Linked DNA regions of Homo sapiens: region 2 is linked to region 1. A link is a loop called in an ENCODE intact Hi-C map of the cell type or tissue named here. Cell type or tissue: CD14-positive monocyte. All regions are shown on one strand. Each heading gives the region's core, and the rest is flanking DNA. Links, peaks and the distances in the headings are about the cores only.

Region 1 (12,745 bases), core at 5,201-7,700:
GGACACAGCTTTATGTGCTTTCTAACATTAGCACATGTAATCCCTATAACAAGCCTATGAGGTAGGCACTATTCTCTCCATTTTGCAGTAAAAGAAAGAGAGGCAGAGAGAGGTTGAGTAACTTGCCCAGAATCACTACCCTCTACTTTTTTTCTTTCTTTAATGTTTTTGTTTGTTTGATTAGTTTCTGACATGACAGCTATGGTAGGCAGAATAATGCACCTCCCCCAACCTCTCGTCAAAGATGTCCATGTCCTAATCCCCAGAACCTCCTATAATAAATATATTACTTTACACAGCAAGGAGAATGAATGTTGCAGATGAAATTAAGGTTACTACTCTCCTGACAGAGAATATCCCAGATTATCCAGGTGAGCCCAATGTAACCACAAGTGTTTTTCAAAGTAGAAGACGGGCAGAAGAAGAGAGTTGGAGAAAGTGATGTGTAGACAGAACTAAGGTCAGAGTGGGGTCATGTGAGAAGAACTCTATCCACTTGCTGGCTTTGAAGACTGAAGAAAAATCCATAAGCTAAGGAATCACAGGTGGTTGGTCTCTAGATGCTGGGAAAAATCAAGGAAACCAATTCTTCCCTCAAGTCTCCAGAAAGTAATGCTACTCTGTTGACGCTTTGACTTTAGACAAACAAGACCAGTGTTCGATTTCTAAACCCACAAAACTGTGAGATAATAAACTTGTGTGTGTGTGTTTTGTCTTTAATTTTTTGAAATAGGGTCTAGCTCTGTCACCCAGGCTAGAGTGCAATGGTGTCATCATAGCTTACTGCAGCCTCAAACTCCTGGTCTCAAGTGATCCTCCTGCCTCAGCCTCCCAAGTAGCTGGGACCATAGGCATGTGCCACCACATCTGGCTATTTTTATGTTTTGTAAAGATGGGGGTCTCATCATGTTGTCCAGGCTGGTCTCAAACTCCTAAGTTCTAGCAATCCTCCTGCCTCAGCCCCATAAAGTGTTGGGATTACAGGCATCAGCTACCACACCTGGCACTGCATTGTTTTATTTATTTATTTTTCTTTTCTTTTCTTTTTTCTTTTTTGAGACAGGGTTTTGCTCTGTCACCCAGGCTGGAGTGCAGTCGTGCGATCTTGGCTCACTGCAGCCTTGACCTCCTAGGCTCAAGTGATTCTCCCATCTTAGCCTCCTAGCATTACAGGTGTGCACCACCATGCCTGGCTGGTTTTTCTTTTCTTTTCTTTGTTTTGTTTTTAGTAGAGATGTGGTCTGGCCCTGTTGCCCAGGCTGGTGTCAAACTCCTGAGCTCAAGTGATCTTCCTGCCTCTGCCTCCCAAGGTGCTGGGATTATAGGTGCTAGCCACTGTGCCTGGCCAGCATTGTTTAAAACTATAAAATTTTTGGTAATTTTTTACAGCAGTAATTGGAAACTCATACAATAGCCTATCCTGGCTGTCCTTCTGCCTCATTGTCCATTTCTTCTCAGGGTCCTTTCCTGGTTTCTCTTACTCTGACCCCATAATTGTTGGTATACCCCAAGGCTCTGTCCTTCCCACCCATTCTCATCATTTACATTTCTTCTGGGCACTATTACCATTCTCATGGTTTTGATCCATTATCTGTATTCTGACTCCCAAATCTCTAATTCTAACCCAAACAAAATCCTGAACTTGAGACATGTGTATCTAACAGTCTCCAAGACCTTCTACCTCAATGCCTAACAGGCAACTTAAACTTATTATATACCCTGCTCACCCTGCTCCTTTAGTATACAATACCTGTATTTTCTGCTTAGAATATGTATAACCCAAGCCAGAAACTCAGAGGTCATTGTTTACCTCTTCCTCAACTTCTAAAACCCAATAGTAGATAAGTCCTGTTGATTTTACCTCTCCGATAGCTCTCCAAACTATTTCCTTCTCTTCACCCTAGCCACCACTCCTCTACTTCATTACTTGCCTGATTCACGTAACTTCCTTGGATTTTAAAAACAGCCTTCTGTCTTTTGACTTTTTGCCTAAGCTGGGCCCCATCCCTCACACTCCCTATTTTCCATATAGCCACCAGAGGTACTTTTTGAAATATAAATATAATCATGTTACTTCATCGCTTAAAATTCTTCAGCGTTTACTCATTCCCTCGAATGTAAAACAAGGGAAAAAACGATCTGGCCCCAGCCCAACTCTCCAGCCTCGTGTACTTGGGTCATATTGAAGTACTTGTGGCTTCCTGACAAGCTGTGCCATTTAATGCCTTGTGCCTTTGCAATACTATTCCAGCTGCTTAAAATACTGTCCCCACCTTTTCTACCTGTTATCAGCTCAAGCATGACCTCATCTGTGAAGCATTCCTTGCTCTTCCCAAGTAGAATTCTCCAGTCGAATCTGTACATTTCTATCAGAGTACCTTTTACTCACTATTGTATATCTTTTCCTGTCTTCCATCCTTGTTAATCTTGGAGCTCTCTGTAAGAAGCAGATTTTATTCACCTCTCAATTTCTAGCATCTAGCATAAAGCCTTGTACACAGGCACATATTAACTGTTGAATACAAGAAAGATTTCTTGAGACTAAGTCAGAGGGAAGCAGAGAGATGAGGAGCTCTTAAAGGATTTCTGTGGTCATTGGAGGATGTGATAAATTATTGTTAAGGCAGATAATGTTCTGAACTTGAGTTTCATAATCCTTTGATTGTGGTCCATCACTAATTTGGAAAATAATAAAGAAGGCCTGTGCCCAAGTTAAGCACAGTATTCCCTGTGCCTAGTCCAGTATCTGGTATACAGTACATAGTTTTGAAATATGTACTGAAAGAATGATTGGATATACAAAGGGATGAAGAAGAGACCATAACATGTGGAGGTGGGGTTAAGTGGGAAAGAGGAGTAGAACTTGGATATTTTTGCAAGGAGCAGTGTCAAGAGCATAGGCATGGAATTGGGAACATAGCAGGTGAGAGCAACAAGGAAGAGAGTGGTTGAATATTCTAAAGAGGTATCACCTGAAGGATGTGAGGTGAAGATGGGAGATGTGTAAATAGAGGGACAGTCTTGGCAGGCACGAAGACTCAGTGAGATGTCTCCATGGTTCAGATGTGAACTGATCAAGCATAAACCAGGAGGGATATGGAATTAGAATGGAAAAGAGCTGTATGAGAGATGGAGGAAGGATTAGTGAGAGATGTCAGTGAGTGACTCCATACAGAAAACAGAGAAAGGAATGAAGAACGACTCCAAGATTTTGAAGCTCAGAGAAATGCCCAAATTAAGCAAGTCCAGAAAAGGAAGCTGGCTGAGCAAGAAAATGGAAGCATTTAGCTTTCCCAATAGCTTTATAAGATTGAGGCAGAGTTAGAAGGCATCGTTACCCTTTTAGAAACCAGGTTAAGACAAACACATTTTTCTGTAAACTCTTTAATCATTGTTTAGTGTGATCTGTAATTTAAATATCACCACAGTTTTCTTTGCTAATCTTTCCCCTAGCTGCAAAAGAAATATGTGATTAACAGAGAACTTGGAAAACATATGAAGCAACATTTAAAAAGTTATCAAAAAATCAGTCTATTATATAAGTGTAACAACCAAAGTCAAAATTTGGAGGTATGGCCAGGCATGTGGCTCATACCTGAAATCTCAGTACTTTGGCAGACCAAGGCAGGAGGATTGCTTGAGGCCAGGAGTTCAAGACCAGCCTGGGCAACATAGTGAGACCCTATCTCTACAAAAAATTTAAAAATTGGCCATGTGTGGTGGTGCATGCCTGTAATGCCAGCTATTCAGGAGGCTAAAGTGGGAGGATCACTTGAGCCCAGGAGTTTGAGGCTACAGTAAACTATGATCATGCCACTACACTTCAACTTGGGCCACAGAGTGAGACCTTGTCTCTAAAAAGAAAAAAAAAATTGGTGATGCATCCTTTAGGTAATTTTTGATGTATTAATACATATTGTATTATAAAACTTTTTTTTTTTGAAACAGAGTCGCTTTGTTGCCTAGGCTGGAGTGCAGTGGCACGATCTTGGCTCACTGAAACCTCTGGTTCCTGGGTTCAAGCGATTCTTTGGCCTCAGCCTCCCGAGTAACTGGCACTACAGGCACGAGCCACCATGCCTGGCTAGTTTTTGTATTTTTAGTTGACACAGGGTTTCACCATATTGGCCAGGCTGGTCTTGAACTCCTGACCTCGTGATCCACCTACCTTGGCCTCCCAAAGTGCTGGGATTACAGGCATGAGCCACCACACCTGGCCTTGAACTTGTTTTTTTATTGGTAATACCATTATTTCTTCACTGTCAGTATTCTTTGACTAGTTTTTTTAGAGTTGGTCTGAGTACTGTATACATAGGCAGGTACAGTGGCTCACGCCTGTAATCCCAGCATTTTGGAAGGCCAAGGCAGGTGGATCATTTGAGGTCAGGAGTTCAAAACAAGCCTGGCCAACATGGTGAAACCCCATCTCTACTAAAAATACAAAAATTAGCTGGGCATGGTGGTGGGTACCTGCAATCCCAGCTACTTGGGAGGCTGAGGCAGGAGAATCGCCTGAGCCTGGGAGGCGGAGGTTGCAGTGAGCAGAGATCACACCACTGCACTCCAGCCTGGGTGATAGAGGGAGACTCCGTCCCAAATAAATAATTAAATAAATACTGCATATCTAATATTTCCTTGTTCCAAAAAGATTTGAACAACACAGAGTACTTGTACAAAAGATCTTTCCATTCTAGTCTGTTAATTCTACCAAAACCATTCTTCTAAAGGAAGCCCTGTTTGCAGCTTGTATTTCTTTTCAGAACTTTTTCAATGCACAATTACATTCACATATATTTCATATCTGCAAACATATATTATCTATATACACTATATATATACCTATATATTGTTTGTGTATAGGTCTCAAATATGCCTATATATACTCATGTACCATATGATTATAGTGGCTATCAAGTATTCCATATTACGACTGTATTTTAACTTAGTTAACTGCAGAACATTTAGATTGTTTCCATTTTTGTGTTTAAAAAATGCAATAAATCAGTAACATCCTTGTCTTAATTCTGACCATTGGGAATTCTTCTAGTGTTTCATTGTTAAATATGTTAGTCCATATAAATATTACTTGTCATGACAAAGTGGACTTCTTCTATCTTCAGTTTACTGAGACATTTATTTCTTTAATTATGAATAGTTGCCAAATTCTAGCAAGTGCTTTTTGCCTTCTATTAAGATGATATTACTTTTTTGACCTCTTAGTGTGATGAATCTTATTAATGTGTTATTAAATAATCCTTTCTGTATGATTGAATTAACCCTTTTGGTAAATTATTCTTTTAATAATAAATTATTGAATTTCATTTGTTCGTATTTTATTTAGAACTTTGAATCGATATTCATTTGTTTATATTTTTAACTTGACCAGGAACTGGCTTCTAGATATTTAAAGGATGTGTCATTGCAAATGTAAGAGGGTTGAAAATAGACACACACCCAGCAGCCTAGGAATCTGGGATGTCTTCCACACAGCTCTCATAATAAGCAACTCCTTTAGTCCCTATTAAAAATAGGGAAGAGGACTTCCAGCCTCTCCTGTGCTAAGTGATTCCATGTTTTCTCTGGGCCTCTAATTTGGAGGGTAAGACTGGAGAGACAGTCTGATCAATGCGCCAGTACCCACCTCCATCCAATTCCATAGAGCCTAGAATCTTTCAGGGGGATGTGCTTATTCTCTCTTATCCTTCTTTATAGTTGACCAACTGGGAGCCAGCCATCTCAACAACTTTTTGAAGAGAAGCACGATGTAAAAAAACTAGAATTAAATCAAAACTGGAATTGATTTGGATATTTTGTATCCTTGGTAGCCTTTCAAACAGAAAAGATGATTCTTATTAGCAGTTTCTATTTAAAATTGGAATTACAGTAATGATATATTCATTTATAAAAAGTATAATGTTTGGCCGAGTGCAGTGGCTCACACCTGTACTCACGTCACTTTGGGAGGCTGAGGCAGGAGGATTGATTGCTTGAGCCCAGGTGTTTGTGACCAGCCTGGGTAACATAGTGACACCCTGTCTCTACAAAAAAATAAAAAATCATCTGGGCATGGTGGCACATGCCTGTGGTCCCAGCTACTTGGGAAGTTGAGCTGGGAGGATTGCTTGAGCCTGGGAGGTCGTGGCTGCAGTGAGCTGCAATTGCACTACTGCACTCCAGCCTCGGTGACCAAAAAAAAAAAAAAAAAAAATTTATGAAAAATAGTGATTTTTTTTTTTTAAAGACTACTTCTTCTTCCCTACCCCCAGGACTAGTAGAGCCAGAAGGGGGTTACTTTGGGAAATTACTATTTGCCACCAGCTAGAAAAAGCCTGTTCTGTGAATAAGACAAGTGGTTATGAAAGAGGATGTGGTTGGGGTAGATTCAGTTTGTGGCAATCATTTTGAAGCATTCTAAGAAAGGCTTTATCTGTTGGAATACAGAAAAGTGGTATTAATTTCTCCACCTCTAAGTGTAATCATGGCACTTCCCCTTACTAATTCATGTATCAGGTTTGTTGTGAGGATTATGTGAATTAATATACGTGAAATGCTTGGACTATTGCCAGGCACATAGTAAGCTCTCAATAAATGTTATTTTCTTATTATATTTATAGAATGTTAATTATTATGAAGGTGGGCAGCTTCTGATGTGACTGCCAATGATCCCAACTTCCTGGTATTCATATCCTTGTGTAATCCCCTCCAGTTGAGTGTGGGCTTAGTTACTTGCTCTTAATAAAAAGAGTATGACAAAAGTGGTGGAAATACTAATGTCTATTAACAGTAGACAGTGGCTTGTATTTTGCTGGACTCTATATCTTTCCCAGCTTTCACACTTTGCAAACTACCATGTTTGAGAGGCCCACCTGGCACAGAATTAGGGATGGTTTCTGTCCAACAGGCTGCAAGGAACTGAATTCTAACAATAACCATGTGAGTGAGCATGGAAGTGGATCCTTTCCCAGTCGAGCCTTGGAATGACTACAGCCCCACAGGACACATTGATTGCAGCTTGTGAAAGACTCTGAAGCAGAGTACCTAGCTAAATTGTGTCCAAATTCCTGACTCACAGAAACTGTGATTTTGTTCTTTTAAGCCACTAAATTTCGGGGCAATTTGTTATGCAACAAGAAATAATACATTTTTTTTGTTATCAGTATCATAATAATCATTATTATTAGCAATATAACATAGAGTTAAGAATATGACCTTATTCTAGAATCAAATGGCCTGAGTTTGAATCCCAGCTCTTCCACTTACTAGCTGTTTGACCTTATGTCAATTATTTTCCTCAACAGCAAGATGGAGCTAATAATAGTTGTGAAGAGTAAATGAATTAATACATGTAAAAACTCAGGCACTTAGTAGGTGCTGTATCTGCTGGATGCTGCTATTATTTAATGAAGTGGAAACCAGTACACAGACCCTGCTCCTGCTAGTATTAGCCATCAGCTCTGGTTTTCTGTTAAAATCTTTTGCAAACCAAGAATTCTTTCTAGTTTTAGTTTATAAATACATTCAGCCCAGTGCTGAGGTGAGAGGCAAACAGAAAGAATAATGGTTTCTACATTATTTTATGAAGAGAAACTGAAAGTCCTTTCAAGTAAACCTTCTTAAAGATAAGGAATTGGTTTCGTTCTCTGAAAGAGAAGTGAAATTTCATGCCATCTTGTCATCTACACTCAAATATTGCATATTACTTAGATGGATTACAGTAGACAGGGGGATAAGCCCTTAGTTTACATTCACAGTTCTTACATGGCAGGCTCAGAGTAACCATACTATTGAATGCTGAGTCAAACAGAAGCCACAGAAGTAATTAGGTTCTAGTAGTCCAAGAAAGAGCTGGGCAGAGGCAAGGTCTAAAGAAATAACTTCACTAGGTAAGAGATTAAAATTTGAGCCAGTGTAAGATCAGACAAAAGCAAGCTTGAAAACAAAGAGGTCATTTATGGAGGCAAAGATTAGGTGTCAAAAGACCTTTAAAGAACAAAAATAATACATCACATTTGTATAGCACTTCAGGGTTTACCACACGTTTTAACACACAGTATTTTATTAGCTCCTCACAACAACTGGGTAAGGCAGTGCTAATATGCTATTCTCATTTTGAAACAAGGCAATGGAAGATCAGTGGGGTTAAGTTACTTACTTGAGTTCACACAGCCACTAAGTGGGATTAGAGTCAAAACTTCTTTCTGATCTGTGTGATAGAATATTTGGTGTGATAAAGCCATTGGGTTATCTTTTTTCATCAGTTCCTGTGTCATCCAAGATAGGATTATTTAGGACTTAACATTCTTGACCAGGAATGTATACTCTGTGAGCAGGGCATGGCAGACACCTTGTAAGTGAGCTTGAATTTTGAGTTCCAAGTTCCAAGTAGGTTTATTTTATTCCAGTTAACAAACTTTGCTTCTCTCCATATTCCTGTTCAGTAGCTATTTTGTGAGACGTTCCAAACTCCCTGAAATCTTTTGATAAAAATTAAGTAAGAAAATGTTAAGTTCCATGGATATTCGAAAGTAATGACTCCCTATTTAAAAACTACCTTGCACTAACTACCTATGACATTTTCACAATATTTTATGGTATAAGTTTGGAGTTGATTTCAGTATAGAAACACCATTTAATATAATGCGGAAAATGGCCCTGGATTATGCTTTTTGCAAACCATACCCGTCATACAATATAGCAACATGAGGTTTTTTTTTTTTATCTAACCTTAAATTTATCCTTCATAAGCAAATAGTTTATATGTCAGTTTTTATCTTTCTTTGCCAAATACTATGTATCAGTAATCTTTATAAATTTTTACTAAATATAAACAATGTGCCTAGGACCCAGAGATGTCCTTAGGCACTGTAGTCTAGAAAAGGACATAAGTTATTATGTCCATGTTAGGGATTTTTTCCTCTCCTTCTAACACTCAATGCCTTCATTATGTAGCCAGTTGAGTGTTTCACGCTGAGGCACCCTTTCAAATGTGCCATTCTTTGGAATGGCCTTAGGATTCTAGATCTTCCTCTTACTCAGCTGGTCTACTGAGTGCCATATGGTATATTAGGTTCTCTGACGATATAGAGTCTTAGTAGGTAAAAATATATGCAAGCACATTCATTCATTCATTGCATAACTATTTACTGCCCCCATGGAGCTTTCATTCTGATGACAGAGACATTCAATAAACAAGATAATGCAGAAAAATGTGCATAGTGAGAAATGCTAAAGATTTTAAAAATCAGAAAAGGAGATTTAAAGGAGGGTTTTGAAATTTTGGTCGGGAAGACCTCACTAAGGTGAATTTTGAGTAAATAAGTGAGGAAAGAAGCTAAGTGACAAGATGAAAGTCATGCACAGCAAAGGTTTGTGGAAAGTACTTTAGAAACACACACAATGATGTTAATGGCAGCCAATACTCATATAATATATTTTATATTCCAGACAATGTTCAGAGCACTTCATATAGATTAATTGATTGATTTGGGGTGAGGGGATTGGGACAGGGGATAAGGGATGGCTGCACGGAGGTGAGACATTCAGGTTGGCCCTGAACAATGAGAATGAGTGTTGGGACTGGGGAGCTTCTGGATGCTGGGATGTGGTGAGAGAAGTAGGGAAACATGTATGCAAACAGCAGAGACAAAACACACTTGAAGTGACTGGGGAATGTGTCTGGGAGTCAAAGTCATTTTAAAAAATAACTGTCTTGATATTTTTCTAAGAGAAAAAAATCTGTTTTATTGAAGACAATAGCATAAAAGGACAGGGGAGGAGGTGTTTATATTTATAATTCACAAAGTAACATTTTAGGATCTAGGCTTTACCAGAGGAGGGGAGAAAAAAACTTCCACTCATCCCTGCTTACTCATCTCAGGGTAGGCCAGGATTCAAGAAATGACACAGTAGAAAAAAGCACTGTCTCATTCTCATTGAGATAGGAATAATACAGGGTGGTCACAGGAGAATAGAAAATTCCAGGCAGTAGTTTCACATGAGCAGCAAAAGGAAACTGTTGAAATACCTGCGTAAGCTAGGGGCTGATAAGACCCTGAAAAACCAGGGTGTGGGCCAAGCTGGCTATGACCGACTAGACCCTACATGGTGCTGGATTTGACCTAGGTTTCTCCTAGGACCTCATTATATGCTCATTAACATACAAATCACAAACCCGTCAGTGCCATGACAGTTCTGGAAACCCCCTGTTTGGTGTAAAAATGGATGGCACCATAGTTCCAAGAAATCTTCAACTTTTTCCAGGAATCTTCATAAATATACCACCCCTTGGTTAAAGAAGCCCTAAAGGGAGAAGCCCCAAACTCCCTTGTGTGACGCTTTCTTGAGTACGCCCACACTCCCCTTTCTTAAGTGTGGATTTTTCACTTTGTAATAAATCTCCATATTTTCACTATTTTCTGACTCATCCTTGAATTCCTTCTCTTGATGGTGTCAACAGCCTGGACACCAGCTGGGGTGGATATCCCACCAGTGTTTTCCATTCCTCCCCAGCCCACCAATATCATCATCATCCCTTTTTCCAATCAGGCAGATAAAATTGACTCACATCATTTAAGTGGCCACTTCTTTGCCTAAATATCAGGCCAACTTTGGAGGTGCTATGTGGTATAAACAAAACATCTGTCTTCTGGTTTTTGTGCCCATGTTGTTTTAATTTTCAATGTCCAAGATAATTTTTTTCATGCATCTTGAATTTTCTCATACAATTTTTCTCCAAGCTAGCAGGGAGGTGATTTGTGCCACATGATGAATAATATGCTAAGGAAATTCTCCCTATCTTCACACTTCTTTGAAAACACCCAGTACAAAAGACAATGATAATTTGAATATCTTAATGCCATTACATTAGCAAGGAAATTACTTCAGCATGAAGCCGTCACAATTTTTATTGCAAATATCAATGAATGGAAAGAGATTTTACCCTTGAGATTAAGAGCCTGTTAAAGGACAACAGATTGTTCTCCTGAAGTTATTTACTGAGCTGCCTAAACCCTTGCAGTATCTTAACTTAACAAATACTTTTAACTATTAAAAAAAAAAAAACCCCTTTCTTCTGGATATTCATATTTTTTTTAAGTATAAATGCTTCTGAGAATTTGTTCAAATCACACAACCATTAATCTATTATTGGCTATAGTAGAAAAAAAAGGCAGGGTCAGTGACATAAGTAGATGACTTTTTGGAATGAAAATAAAGAGTTTGACCTTATGTCTCAGTTTATGAATATGCTAATAACCATTAACTTGCTCTGTTTTTTTTTTTTTTTTTGGATTTTTGTTCTGGCAGCTCTTTAAGAACTTGGTAATGACAATTTTTCAGGTGACTTTCTCGCAAAAGCAGGGTGCAGTTGTAATAATATTTCAGTAATAGAAACAGTAGGCAAGCAGAGGAAGGAGGAGGCATGGAGGAAGTCACTTCAAAATTTGTCTGTGTCTATATGTTTATTTTTTAATTAAGACAAAGGTATAAAATGACTTGTGCAGCATGTTGTTTACGTTTTCATTATATAAATAATTAAAACGTTTAAAAAGATTAAAATATTAGCCTTGAGTTATTATAAACAGCAAGTGTCAACACTGCATACATACACTTAACTAAAATTAAATTATGGAATTCTCTAACCAGAGTGAATAAGTTATTAAAATTAAGCCAGTGGAAGCAATCTACACCAAATAAGCTATAATTTGATACTGAAATGAATAGTACATCTTCCACAGGGCTCCACATTCAGCCTCCTTCTCCTCATTCTCTTCTCTATTTCCTGGGCACCTGCTACTATCATCCATGAAATGATCATTGCCAAATCTCATCCCATTCTCTGACTCCTATCATGAGTTGCAGACTTACTTTTTCAATTATTGTATCCTTTCTTTTAGATTGGGGTACCTAAAGGCAACATATCCTCAAACATTCTCCTCTTCTTTCCCTTCCCAATTTTTGGTTAATGGCACCATAGTTCACCTAGGTGCTCAAACTGGGAAACTGTGAGTCACCATGGCAACCCCTTTCCACCAAGTCTCCACATCCGGGTGGTAACTGTCTTTTTCTGTCTATTCTACCTTTTTAGTAGCCCCTGAATTTATCTCTTCTCTATTTTTACTGCCACTGCCACATTCAAGCCCTCATCATTTCTCACATGAATTCTAACTGATGCCTATATTTTCTCGCCCTTCCAACTTCTTAGCTATACTTTGGCTAAAGTGCCCTTTCTAAAGTGCAAATCTGACCATGTCTTTCTCTCTCACATTTGTCATCCCAAGTCTTGTCATCATTTACAAGAAAAAGCTAAAATGTTTTAGTTCAGTCTGGCCTTCATTCCAGCCTTATCTGTCACTCCTCTACAGCATCTTGTGTTTTCAGCCATGTTAGAGGAGTCATGATCCTTCCAACGATCCTCTCTGTCTTTATATATTATGTTCTGGAATGCTTTTCCTCTGTTCTTCATTCAGAAAGCTTCTGGGCTTACTTTAAGATTCAATTCAAATGTAGCTTCCTTTAGGAGGCTTCTTTGAGCTCCGAATGCAGTTAAGCACACTCTTTTCTGTGCTTCCATAGTGCCCTGTTTGTGTTTGTAACATGCCATATACCTCACATTGCTCTAATTCTTAGTTTATGTAGTTCTCTCCCTAAAACTTGTTTTCTGGAAGACCAAAAAGCACTCTACTCATCTTTACATCCCTGGTGCCTAGGATATAGCCAACAAATCTATAGAGCCACACTATACACC
Region 2 (12,745 bases), core at 6,488-8,987, 48 kb after region 1:
AAATGTACATTTTACATAATAAACACAGGAAAGTGCATTCTTTAGGAAAACTAGAGAGATGATAAATCTATCACACACAGTATTTTTAAAGCTTATAATGATTAGGGTGATTCTAGAGGGAAAGCTAGCACCAGGAAACACACACACATACACACACACACACTTTTTATTGTAATTAATGCTTCAGTATCTCCCCAAGTCTCTTAAGCTTTACATTATTTTATTTTATATTACTTTTTTTTTGGAGATGGAGCTGGAGTGCAATGGCTTGATCTCGGCTCACTGCAACTTCCGCCTCTCAGGATCGAGCCATTCTCCTGCTTCAGCCTCCTGAGTAGCTGGGATTACAGGCACCTGCCACCCTGCCTGGCTAATTTTTATATTTTTAGTAGAGACAGGGTTTCACCATGTTGGCCAGGCTGATCTCGAACTCCTGACCTCAGGTGATCCACCTGCCTCAGCCTCCCAAAGTGCTGGGATTACAGGCGTGAGCCACCATGCCCAGCCTATTTTATATTACATTTATTTGTTGCCCACAACCCTCTGTAATGTAAGTCCCTTGAAGGCAGGGATTTTATCTGCCCTGTTTACCTCTGTTTTCCTGATGACTAGAACATACCCTGGAATACAGTAGATGCCAAATAAAGAAGACCCAGATTTTATGTATTTATAACATATTATTTATCATATACTTATTATATTTTATTATTACAGATTATATATTATTTTACATTATATTTTGGTATATTATGCATAAAACAATTATGTGTATATAAATTATGAGTATATAAATTATAAATTATGAATTAAATATATTTAAAATAAACATAATATACTTAAATATTATAAATATACACATGTATATAAAGTTTATTATAAACAAATCAAAATACTAACTGCCCATTAACATTTATTAAATTGAGTGCTTATTTTTTGGAATTATTCTTCACTGCCTTTTGCCTATTAACGATGTTACAGTTCTTATTTTAATAATATGAGTTATTAAAGTCTATTTTAAAAATGAAGGCATAGTCAACCCATAAGTAACATTTAGTAGACTATGGATGGCAGTTCTTTTTGTTTGTTTGTTTTTCAGACAGGGACTCACTCTGTCACCTGGGCTGGAGTACAGTGGTATGATCACAGCTCACTGCAGGCTCGACTTCCTGGGCTCAGGCAATCCTCCTGCCCCAGGCTCCCAAGCAGCTGGGACCACAGGCACATGCCATCCTGCCCAGCCAAATTTTCTATTTTTGTTATTTATTTATTTATTTTATTTATTAGAGACAGCATATGTTACCTAAGCTGGTCTCAAACTCCTAGGCTCAAGTGATCCTCCCACCTTGGCCTCCCAAAGTGCTGGGATTACGGGAATGAGCCACCACACCTGGCCAATGGATGGCAGTTCTGTTTTAAAAACAACATCCAAAGTGATGTTAATAAACACCCATCTTCGCCCTATGTTCCAACCTCACAGAGACAGCAATTCCAGAAAATCCCAGTCATAGCTTTTTTCCTATCTTTTTCCTGTGAATTTTTGCTTTATCTTCAGGACTGCACTAGGATGGTAGTCCCCATGAAGGCTTCTCAACATTTCCCTAGAAGAATATCTCACTTTTCCCTCTGGGATCTCAGAGCTCTCTGTAATTATTTATACATCTGTATCCCGGACTAAATTTTGCTGTCTTAGGAGTAGGAATTATGCCTTATGTATTTTTGTATCTCTGGTATCTGGCACATAGTAGCTATTATGTCTGAAAGAATAATAATCTTAACAAAGTACTGTGAGGGGAAACCAGTCAATTTAAATAGCAAGTAAAATGAGTGAAGGTAACATTTTTAGTATGATATCCTGTATTTGAAGTACTGTGTATAGTGTTACATTTTACATGGTGGGATGCTAGACTCAAACCATCCTTACAATATTTTTAAAAGTTTGCGGTCAGAAGAATTGTCATTATTTCTAAGGATGACACATTAAAGTCTGTTAATTGAAGGAAAAAAGTAAAAATGCTGTATGTGCTGGGCCAGCGGAAGCCCTTCTTGGTGTTGATAGTACACAAACAAATTTATTCTGTGCAATTAGTGTAGAATTCTCCAGCAATGAATTAGAATTTTCCCTTCCAAAGGTGACCTCCCTTTCTAATTTATGTATCGGCAAAAGCTACCTCCAGCATAGAAAACAATATAAAAATAACTTCATGTATTTATAAGTAACTACAGTTATAAACCAGTACATACCACTTTTGAGAAAATAGTGTAAAATTCAAGTGTAGGTGGTAGTTTGATTATGGAGATCTGTCATCTGCTTTCAGATACATTTCAAGAAGTGCACTGAGCTAATTAAATGTATTATTCCTCCTCTTCCTTTGAAGGCAAGCGTATGCAAATTTCCCGAGGCAGATCATATTCATAAGAAAAAAGCACCACACTCTTGAGTTGGCCCCAACTCACAGCTCTTTCTAGTAACAAATGTTATAGGTGAATTGAGAGGGAGCGGGGAGGATGTTTTGGCAGAATTTTCCATGGGAGGAAAGGGAAGTCTTTGCTAAGGAAGGTCTTTTCTCCCTTAGCAAAGTTAGGAATCTTCAATGCTTTTAAATAGAATACAAGTCACATTAGCTACAAAAAGAAACCCCGGTCCTCATCTCTGTAACAGTGCCTCCTAACGAGAAGGCACCAGCTATTTCTTTGTGTTTTTTCCTGGAGTTAAACAGTCACGCACATCTGGTTTGGAAATTGAGAATTCTCCCTGTTTTAGGTTAAATGCAAGAGTGAAATAAGAAAGGTAAATCAGCCATCTGCTGAAGAGCTCACCAACCAGGCTACAGGGGGCAGGCAGCATTTACCTCTCAAGGAATCTGGGTTTCAAAGTTTTCACAGTAACCCATTCGTCTTCCTGATGCCACCCCGTTCTCTGGAGCCTGGCTAATGATCTACTAAACATATGGCTGGGTCTGCTTTCCTTTTCTATTTTCATTAAATTTAAACTTTTGGAGGACAGGGCTATGCACTTCTATATATTTTCTTGTGGCTGTAGAACACCTGCAATACTTTTATGCTCAGTCTTGAGCAATATTTGAGATGATGACTCTGGACTGGTCTTGAACAATTCTATTGAGCAATGTTAATTCTTTCTACACCCAAATTACTCCATTGATTATATCTTTTTAAGGAGGATACCAATAACACAAACAATAGATTTTAAAGGGTTATCAATGCAATAAACATAACATTAAAAATCTCCTAGGTGATCCTCTAAATTTTACACATCAGGTAAAACAAGCACATTTACTAGGGAAGGTGTATGCATTTTTATAACAAAATATTTGCAACACTTATTGGTAATCTGGGAACATGTAATTAAAATTCTGGTACCTTAAATACTTTCAGTATTAATTACAAGAGTTTGGACTAAACTCACACATATTCAATTGCTTTAAATGAACAGGGAAAAGATGAAATTGTCCAGGTGTGTCTTATTCTTTCCCCTTGTATTTATTAATTTCAAGTAAGGTTTGAGGTTTTCTAAATACATTTCAGATATTTCTAAGAATTGTGGTCAATGCTATTGCTACTAAGAACCATAATTTTTGCATCTGCCCTTTAGAAGAAGTTTTTAAGGAACATGTTCCCCCGCTCCCATCGCCCCAAAACCTGGCCCAGCAGAAAGACATTAAGATAATGCTCTCTTCTAATCCCAGTTCTATGACTTTCTCCTGTGGGAGCTGAGAAATGACAGTTAACCCTTCCAAGCTACAGCTAGCTTCCTTATCTATGAAATGCAATTAATAATTCCCACTTATAGGTTGATTGAGAGGGTAAAACCAGGTAATCTATATACAGAGTGCCTGGGTAAACAAAACGAATGGAACCTATTAATAAACGTCATGGACATATTAAAGATCTTTTTAGATGACAGCAACAATCAAAGTTTATAATGCACATTTTGAAAAAGATAAGTTGGCCGGGCGCGGTGGCTCACGCCTGTAATCCCAGCACTTTGGGAGGCCGAGGCGGGCGGATCACGAGGTCAGGAGATCGAGACCATCCCGGCTAAAACGGTGAAACCCCGTCTCTACTAAAAATACAAAAAATTAGCCGGGCGTAGTGGCGGGCGCCTGTAGTCCCAGCTACTTGGGAGGCTGAGGCAGGAGAATGGCATGAACCCGGGAGGCGGAGCTTGCAGTGAGCCGAGATTGCGCCACTGCACTCCAGCCTGGGCGACAGAGCGAGACTCCGTCTCAAAAAAAAAAAAAAAGAAAAAGATAAGTTTTTTTTTTTCATTTTGAGACAGGATCTTGCTCTGTTGCTTACGCTGGCCGGAATGCAGTGGTGCCAAGATGGCTCACTGGCAGCCTTGACCTCCCGGGCTCAAACAATCTTCCCACTTCAGTCCCCTTCCCACCCCTCACTACCCCAACTACCCCACGAACACTGGGACTACAGGTACATGCCACCACGCCCGGCTAATTTTTAAAATATTTTGTAGAGATGAGGGTCTCATCATGTTGCTCAGGCTTATCTCAAACTCCTGGGCTCAATGAATCCTCCCACCTAAGTCTCCCAAAATGCTGGGATTACAGGCGTGAGCCACCGCGCATAGCCGAAAAAGATGTTTTAAATCACTGAGAAAAATTACTTAAATTTGCCATCATTCAATTTTCCATAAATACTTAAAGACAGTTTACATTAGTTAACTCTCCCTGTTTCTAAAAATGCAGCCGGAAATTTCCTTAATGATGATTCTGATTCTCGCTGTTAACTTGTTGCAGATCACTCAATTTGTTTCTGCCTGCAATCCATCCTTCTAATTCAGCCATTGACAATCACTTTTGAATTTCTACTTTGTGCTGTGTGCATTAAAATATAAATGCAGCTGGTCGCAGTGGCTCACGGCTGTAATCCCAGCCCTTTGGGAGGCCAAGGTGGGTGGATCACTTGAGGTCAAAAGTTTGAGACCAGACTGGCCAACATGGAGAAACCCGGTCTCTACTAAAAATACAAAAATTAGCTGGGCGTGGTGGCACGTGCCTGTAATGCCAGTTACTTGGGAGGCTGAGGCAGGAGAATGGCTTGAACCTGAGAGGTGGAGGTTGTAGTGAGCTGAGAATGCACCACTGCACTCCAGCCTGGGTGACAAAGCAAGACTCCATCTAAAATAATAATAATAATAATAATAATAATAATAATAATAATAATAATAAAATATGAATGCTCCCCACAAGAGAATGGAAGTGAGAGAGCTGGCTGCAGTTCAGGAACAATCAGACTTGGGGGTAAGCTTCATCTTCTGAACTTGCTGTCTTTGTGGCATGAGAGGTAACCTTAAACCTTGCCTTATTGGTTTCTTCATCTATGCAATGGAAACACTTCCTCTCCATCTAATAAGGTTGTTGTGATAGCAGATGAGATAATGCATGTAAAAGAACTTTATAAATAATAAAGCATGGTAGAAATATAATGTATTATTCATAATTAGTATCGTTAATAATAATGTCAGTTGGATTTAAGTCTCAGTATTATTTTGAAAACTTCTTTCCTGAGAGACCAGCATCTCTGCATTTGCTGCCTATCAATTTAATCAATTAATTGCAACTCTCTTCAACCAGTTATATTGGCAAGTCTGTTTGCCTTGCACTTATAAGATTGTATAGACAAGATTATAATTATGATTAACCACACATGGAGTTTAGAATTAATGCTCATATTCACTTTGATCCCACCTGAAATCACATTTTTGGTTAAGTGGGGAAATCATGACATGTATGTATGTGGCAGTGGGGTAGCTCTATATTTTACAGACCCCTTAAATTCTCCTTATTGTAGGAATTAAGAAACAAAAAAGATTAACAATTTCCAAAGAATCCAAATATTTCCAAACAATTTCAGATTTCCAAAATATTTCTGAGATGTTTCCAAGATGTCCAAATAACTTTTGAAACATAGGCTAATAGTTTGACCAACGCTTGACCCAGCCTTTCTGGTTGTGAAGTATAGAGCTTTCTAGCAGAAAATTTGGCATCAGTTTTATAGCATATTCCATGGGTGGAGCCAAGTGAAGACTTTCTCCTAGAGGGCACACCTCTGCTCGTGAGAATCTTGTGGGATATGGGCAGGGTTGGTCATAAACATAGCAGGAGTGGCTGCTTATAGAATGTGACATTGGGGGTGTCAAGTATTTGTTGTTAAATGTCACCCCATATCAGGTGTCATTGACCTTGAAATGCTACCAGTAGGAGAGAGAACACATTGTTCCTTGGGGAAGATTTTGTGGCAGTTTAAACTGCAAACATAGTCCTTCATCAAATAAAAGGTAAACTATCCTTAGACCAGGTGGACTCATATCTGTAATCCCAGCACTTTGGGAGGCCAAGGTGGGAGGATTGTTTGAGGCAAGGAGTTTGAGACCAGCCTAGGAAACACAGTGAGACTCCTGTCTCTACAAAAAAAATAATAATAATTTACAAAACTTAGCCAGGTGTGGTGCACACACCTGTAGTCCCAGCTACTCAGGATGCTGAGTTGGGAGGATCACTTGAGCCCAGAATTCCAGGATACAGTAAGCTATGATCACACCACTGCACTCCAGCATGGGTGACAGAGTGAGACCCTGTCTCTGAAATAAATACATAAATAAATAAGATAAACTATCCCTAGCACACAGAAAAGCACTTAGTACCTGGTATGAGCTTAAGGAGCAGACCGGTAAATAATCTATAATGAACAGAAAATCAGACGGAATCCCTTCCTTCTTCCTCCTTCCTATGTATCCCACAGGCTTCAGGGAGTGCTAGCTCCTCCTCCAGCTCTAGGATTTCATCCTCAATCAATCCTGGGAATCCCCAACTCCTCTGGAGTGACTGGCCCAGGAGTGTGGCTGAGATCAATCAACTCACGGCATTTCACCGCCACCTGAAGATACTTGATCTAGATTGGCCCAGATAGGTTGAAAACACGGATTTCTATTCCATGGTTAAAGGATAGTTTTTTCCTCTCTCTTTCTTGCTAGATGTAACCAAGAAAGCTGTGCCCCCATTGTTGCTGCCCTCAATGGCTGCCTGAGGACAATGATAACACACTGGTGAGGGTAGAACCAAATGGACTAGAGAAACAGAGCCCCATGCTTGCAGTGTGGGCATCTTGTTCAGGAAACAATAATTGTCCTTATTGTTTAAACAGTTTTGAGCCTAAAATAGTCTCACATATCTATATATTTTGGCCCAAAGCATTCTAGCTACTATAGCCCTCAGTAAATACGTGTTAAATAATTTGCTAAATGAACAAATAAGGGTAAAAGTGAGTGAGTAGAAGAAACCAGGGAGGCTGAAAGAAGAGTGCAAGCTGGATCCATGAAGAGCTTGGATTCCTGGAGCTGCGGGTGAGTTTCTGAACTGGGGCCTTGGCCAGGGAGCTGCTGTGTGGTGGCTCTGAGAGGAGACCTGTGAGGGGGCCCATGTGAGTGTCCCGGAGCCACACTGGGCAAGAATGTCTGGCAGGAGTCCATGTGAATGTGGACTGAACACTGTCTGTGCCCTGGGCTCGCTCCAGTGGTTCTATATGCAGGAGCATGCAGTTCACTTTCATTTGCTTATTTATTTACCAGAATTGCAAATTCCATGAGATCAAGTACACTGTCTTCTTTGTACATTGTGGAATCCCCTCAATGGCTGGAAAAGTGTCTGCCACAAGGTAGAAACTCCATTCATATTTATTCTTTAATAATAGCTTTATTGAGATATATCATAAAATTTAGACCTTTAAGTGTTCAAGTGGTTTTTAGTTAGTCACATAATTGTGCAACTGTCACCACTATCTAATTTCACAATATTTTCATCACTTGAGAAAGAAGCTTATTTATTAGCAGACACTCCCCATTTCCTTCTACCACCATCCCCTGGCAACCACAAATCTACTTTCTGTCTATAGATTTGCCTATGCTTGACATTCTAAATAAATGAAATCCTATAATAGGTAGCCATTTGTGACTTTTCTTTCTTTTAGTGTGTTTTTAAGTTTCATCCATGTTGCAGCATATGTCAGCACTTCAATCCTTTCTGCCTTAAGAATATACCACATTTTGCTTATCCATTCATCAGTTTGATGTATATTTTTTTCCAGTTTTGGGCTGTTATGAATGATGTGGTTATGAACATTTATCTAAAGGTTTTTGTGTAGGCAAGTTTTTAATTCTATTGGGTATGTAGCCAGGAGTGGCACTGCTGGATCATATGGTAACTCCCTGTTCAACTTTTTTAGGAACTCCTAGGTGTTTTCCACAGTGTACCATTTTACATTTCCACCAGCAGTGTGTGGGGGTTCTGATTTCTCCACATTTTCACCAACACTTGGTATTACCTGTCTTTTCAATTTTAGCAATCCTTGAGGATGTGAAGTGGTATTTCATAATGATTTTTTGATACATATTTTTAAAAGAGCCAATGAATATGGATCAAAAACCTCATTCGACATGTGTCATGAGGTTTTGCTCTGCCACTCTCTGGTTATCCTGTGAGGATGTCTCCCTGACCTCTCCCAGAACAAAGGAAAGAGCAAAGGCAATTCCTTGAAATGTAGCGGGCTGGTAGGGGGTTTGCCCTGGCACAGATGTGTCCTTCAGGCTCTGACTGTGAAGAACAGGCTCTGTCATTGCACAAAGACAGTGGCTTTGCCCAGATGGTGTCTTGCTGTATGTGCAGGAGCATTACAATGTAGAAATACTGGAAACATTAATGGAAAGGTATAAGAGGGGCTTGCCTGGACTTCACAAGAGACCAGGAGAGGGAAGTTCTTCTAGTGAAACATGGCAAAGTTGGGGAGTAATGGTAGGAATGGAGCTTCCATGTCTCTCCTTCCCTCTGCCATCCTCCAGCAAGCAGCCCTTGGGGGTTTCTTAGCAGGAGTGCTCTTGGCACTTTGAGACATTCTTCCTTGGGTTGGACTGTCCCTGGCCTTGGCCCATTAAATGCTAGTATCCAACACCCCCTGCAGCATCTCCTTCCTCCAGTCACTGTGACAACCAAAAATGTCTCCACCTGATTTCCAGGCTCCCTCTATGGCAATGGTATCCTTCCTGCCCTTGAGACCAGCTGTTAGAAGAACTAAAAGGGAAATCTGATGTTTCAGACATAAGAAGTCCCCAAGTCTTTTTTTTTTTTTTTTGAGACAGAGTCTTGCTCTGTTGCCCAGGCTGGAGTGCAATGGCATGATCTTGGCTCACTGCAACCTCCACCTCCCAGGTTCAAGAGATTCTCCTGGCTCAGCCTCCTGAGTAGCTGGGATTACAGGCACCCACCAGCACGCCCGGCTGATTTTTTTTTTTTTTTTTTTTTTGTATTTTTAGTAGAGTCAGGGTTTCAGCATGTTGGCCAGGCTGGTCTCGAACTCCTGACCTCAGGTGATCCACCTCCCAAAATGCTGGGATTACAGGCATGAGCCACTGCGCCCAGCCCCCAAGTCTTAATTGAGATTCCTGGGCTAAGAGAAATCATACATGATACAACTACTAGGTTAACCTAAACACTGAATTTCACATTGGGCAGGAATTATGTAAATGTGTGTGGTAACTTATTTTATGCTGATCAGAAACTCTGACCATATGATACATCTCTGATTAATAAAATGGAAAATGAAATTTAGCAAATATGGCTTATTTAGTAGAAAATATCTTCAGTAACATAGGCTTTGGAGAGTAGTTGGGGATAGGACAAGTGATTTTTAAAAAGATCTCTGCTGAGGCAACATTGCATGACATTGAGAGCACAGCATCTGGAGCCACTTGCTAACTGGGTCATTTTGGGCAAGTTACTTGACCTCTCTGCTACTCATCTGTGCAAATCCACCTGTAACATAAGGGAAAATTTCCCACCTGTTAGTGTTATGGGGATGATTAAATCAGCCAATTATGTAAAATGCTTGAGCCTGTGACATAGCAAGGGTCATACAAGTGCAGCTATGATGATAATTCATGGCTAAACTGCTGTGGCACAGTCCCTCGTTTTAGAAATGAAGACATGAAGAGCTGGGGCAATTGGAAGACTTGAAAGCCTTGTCACCAAACTCAGATTCAAGCCAGACACACATTTCTTGACCCCCACACCCACATTCTACCCCATTATTGCCTCTAGTAAAACACAAAATTTCAGACGTAACTTCTTTCTTCCCATTATGATTTCTGCACTCAACTCCATCAGACAGAGGAAAGATGGTGGCAAAGAGAGATATAGCCTTCATTAAGCCTTTCAGTACAATTGTACTACTTCTTTTGGTTTGACCAGATCGAGACTGTCAGTTCTCTGGATGTGCCTCAGGGTTTGTCGCTGGGTCAGCAGGCTTCTGCCTCACTGATTCTGAGGAGGAAAGGGGCTAGCTCAAAGAATGTGAAAGCCATTTGTAGATGAAGCTAAGTTTTCCTGTTATCCCTGTGCTCCTATAATTGAAATAATAATAATGATGGCTAATGATTAAGATGGATTTCTACTGGGTTTTGATCAATTAGTTGACTGGGTAAAGTTATGTTGCAAAGAGTAAGTTTGGAATTAAGCCTGTACCCCAATAATCTTGATGAAAAGAGAAAGTGACATTGTACTTCAAATAATGAGCCAGAATGAAGATGGTTCTTTGTGAGAGGCTTGTTCTCAGGAATGCACAGACACCTCTTTCTCTGAGAACACTTATAGTTTTACCTCATTAGAAGCCAAAGGCTGAATTAAATCAGTGACTTTCAAGTTCATGCCCGTGATCCACAGCTAGATGGACATTTTATATCACAACCCAGTATAGACACACACAACAAATGAAAATTATTATGAAACAGTTTTTACCCTTGTTAAATGGGATGCATACTGATATTTTCTTTTCATTTTTATTTCATTTAAAAAATACTGTTTCAAAAATGGTTTCTAAAAAAATACTGATTGTAATCCACTAGATTGATGTTAGGACCCACTTCTCACATCTGACCTGCAGTTTGAAAACACCATATTAAATGGATCTTGGGGTCTCTTTTTTAGTTCTAACACTATAATAATGTTGAATAATTAGAATATTAAGAATACAGGCCGGGCGCGGTGGCTCACGCCTGTAATCCCAGCACGTTGGGAGGGCGAGGCGGGCAGATCACGAGGCCAGGAGATCGAGACCTTCCTGGCTAACAAGGTGAAACCCCGTCTCCACTAAAAAATACAAAAAAAATTACCCGGGGTGGTGGCGGGCCCCTGTAGACCCAGCTACTCGGGAGGCTGAGGCAGGAGAATGGCGTGAACCCGGGAGGCGGAGCTTGCAGTGAGCCAAGATCGCACCACTGCACTCCAGCCTGGGCGATAGAGCGAGACTCCGTCTCAAAAAAAAAAAAAAGAGAGAATACAGTCGCTGCTCTCCATGCCTCATCTTGAAGTGTTGAACGACCATGTATTTAGGGGTATTCGTGTAGGGAAAACATTTGCTTTTTGCATACCTTTCACTTCCTTCTGGGGTTTATCACATCCTCAAAAGGGAAAGGAGGCATTTGTATAGCCTGAAGTAAATCTGTAAGTGTATATTTTGTGTATTAGTGACTCATTTGTACTAAACTTTAGGTAATGTTATGAGGGAGCTTAATTCTAGTGTCTATAATTTTCAGTGAATACATATTTATTATTTTTAAATATATGATTTTAGCCTAAAAAATCAAGTTGCAAAGAAGTCTCTCATGCCATTATTTGTATTTTATAAAGCTCAAGTGTGTACTTGTATTTACGTAGAGTATTTTCACAAAAGAAACTGGTAACTGCCTATTTTACGAGGGGAAGACTGGGGCGTTAGGGATTCTGTTTGGGTAAGAGATTTCCATTTTGCTACATGCATTTTTGTACAGTTTGGGAGGAAAATGCCTTATTAGCTTAGAGAAAATGTTGGTACATATAGTTAACATTTCTGTAAAGTAAATGGATTGGATTACTGTGATCTCCGAGATTCCTTTCATTCTGAAAGTTTAGGATTTTAAACTCTTATTTTGTGTGCTCAGATAGCCATTGTATATCCAAATCAAGTTGAAGAACCAGTTCTTGCTACTAAAGAATTTATATTCTCTAGGCTGGGCATGGTGGCTCATGCCTATAATCCCAGCACTATGGGAGGCCGAGGCGGGTGGATCACTTGAGGTCAGGAGTTTGAGACCAGCCTGGCCAACATGGCAAAACCCTGCCTCTACAACAATACAAAAATTAGCCGGCCGTGGTGGCAGGTGCGTGTAGTGCCAGCTATTTGGGAGGCCGAGGCAGGAGAATTACTTGAATCCGGGCAGCGGAGGTTGCAGTGAGCCAAGATCACACCACTGCACTCCACCTGGGTGACAAAGCGAGACACCGTCTCAAAAAAAAGAGAGAGAGAAAAAAAGAATTTATATTCTCAGAAGGATGGGAATGGATATGCATATGTTAAACAGGACATGAGAAATATATTGTCATTTATAGAAAAACTAGGCTGTCTTTTGCAGATTGAGTTGTTCTAAATAGTCTTTAAAAATTAACAGCTATTTTTAGCTACAAAAATAAAAAAATAATTTTAGATAGAAATCCATCTAAAATATACTCTGTACTTCACTACTTCACCAGGAAATGACATGACTACAATGAACATACCATTATTATGAACTGCAGTTACTAACTAAACAGTGGCATGTCATGGTAGTATCATTAGAGTCATTTGAGGTACATACATTTGAGGCTATTTGTTCTCAATTTAATGACTTCATCCTGCAGGTTTT

What was found. Hi-C counts contacts between places; a loop is a spot of excess contacts. Peaks named below come from ENCODE experiments on the same cell type or tissue, not always from the same donor. Only the 100,000 strongest peaks of a DNase experiment are listed, where the experiment ranks them.
Region 2: a loop joins it to region 1, with 4 times the contacts of the local background. A loop is called at or near these places in 5 of 110 quality-filtered maps.

The regions. Positions count from the first base shown.
Region 1 is chr12:45,664,188-45,676,932 of GRCh38, reverse strand. No RefSeq gene overlaps it. Among named protein-coding and RNA genes, the nearest start is that of LINC00938, 57 kb to the left of the region's middle. In CD14-positive monocyte, for the core only: no CTCF peak of the experiment used is centred there; a DNase peak (open chromatin) is centred at 6,342; H3K4me3 peaks cover 1,598 bases; H3K27ac peaks cover 457 bases.
Region 2 is chr12:45,617,512-45,630,256 of GRCh38, reverse strand. No RefSeq gene overlaps it. Among named protein-coding and RNA genes, the nearest start is that of LINC00938, 100 kb to the left of the region's middle. In CD14-positive monocyte, for the core only: no CTCF peak of the experiment used is centred there; a DNase peak (open chromatin) is centred at 7,826; H3K4me3 peaks cover 1,231 bases; H3K27ac peaks cover 1,514 bases.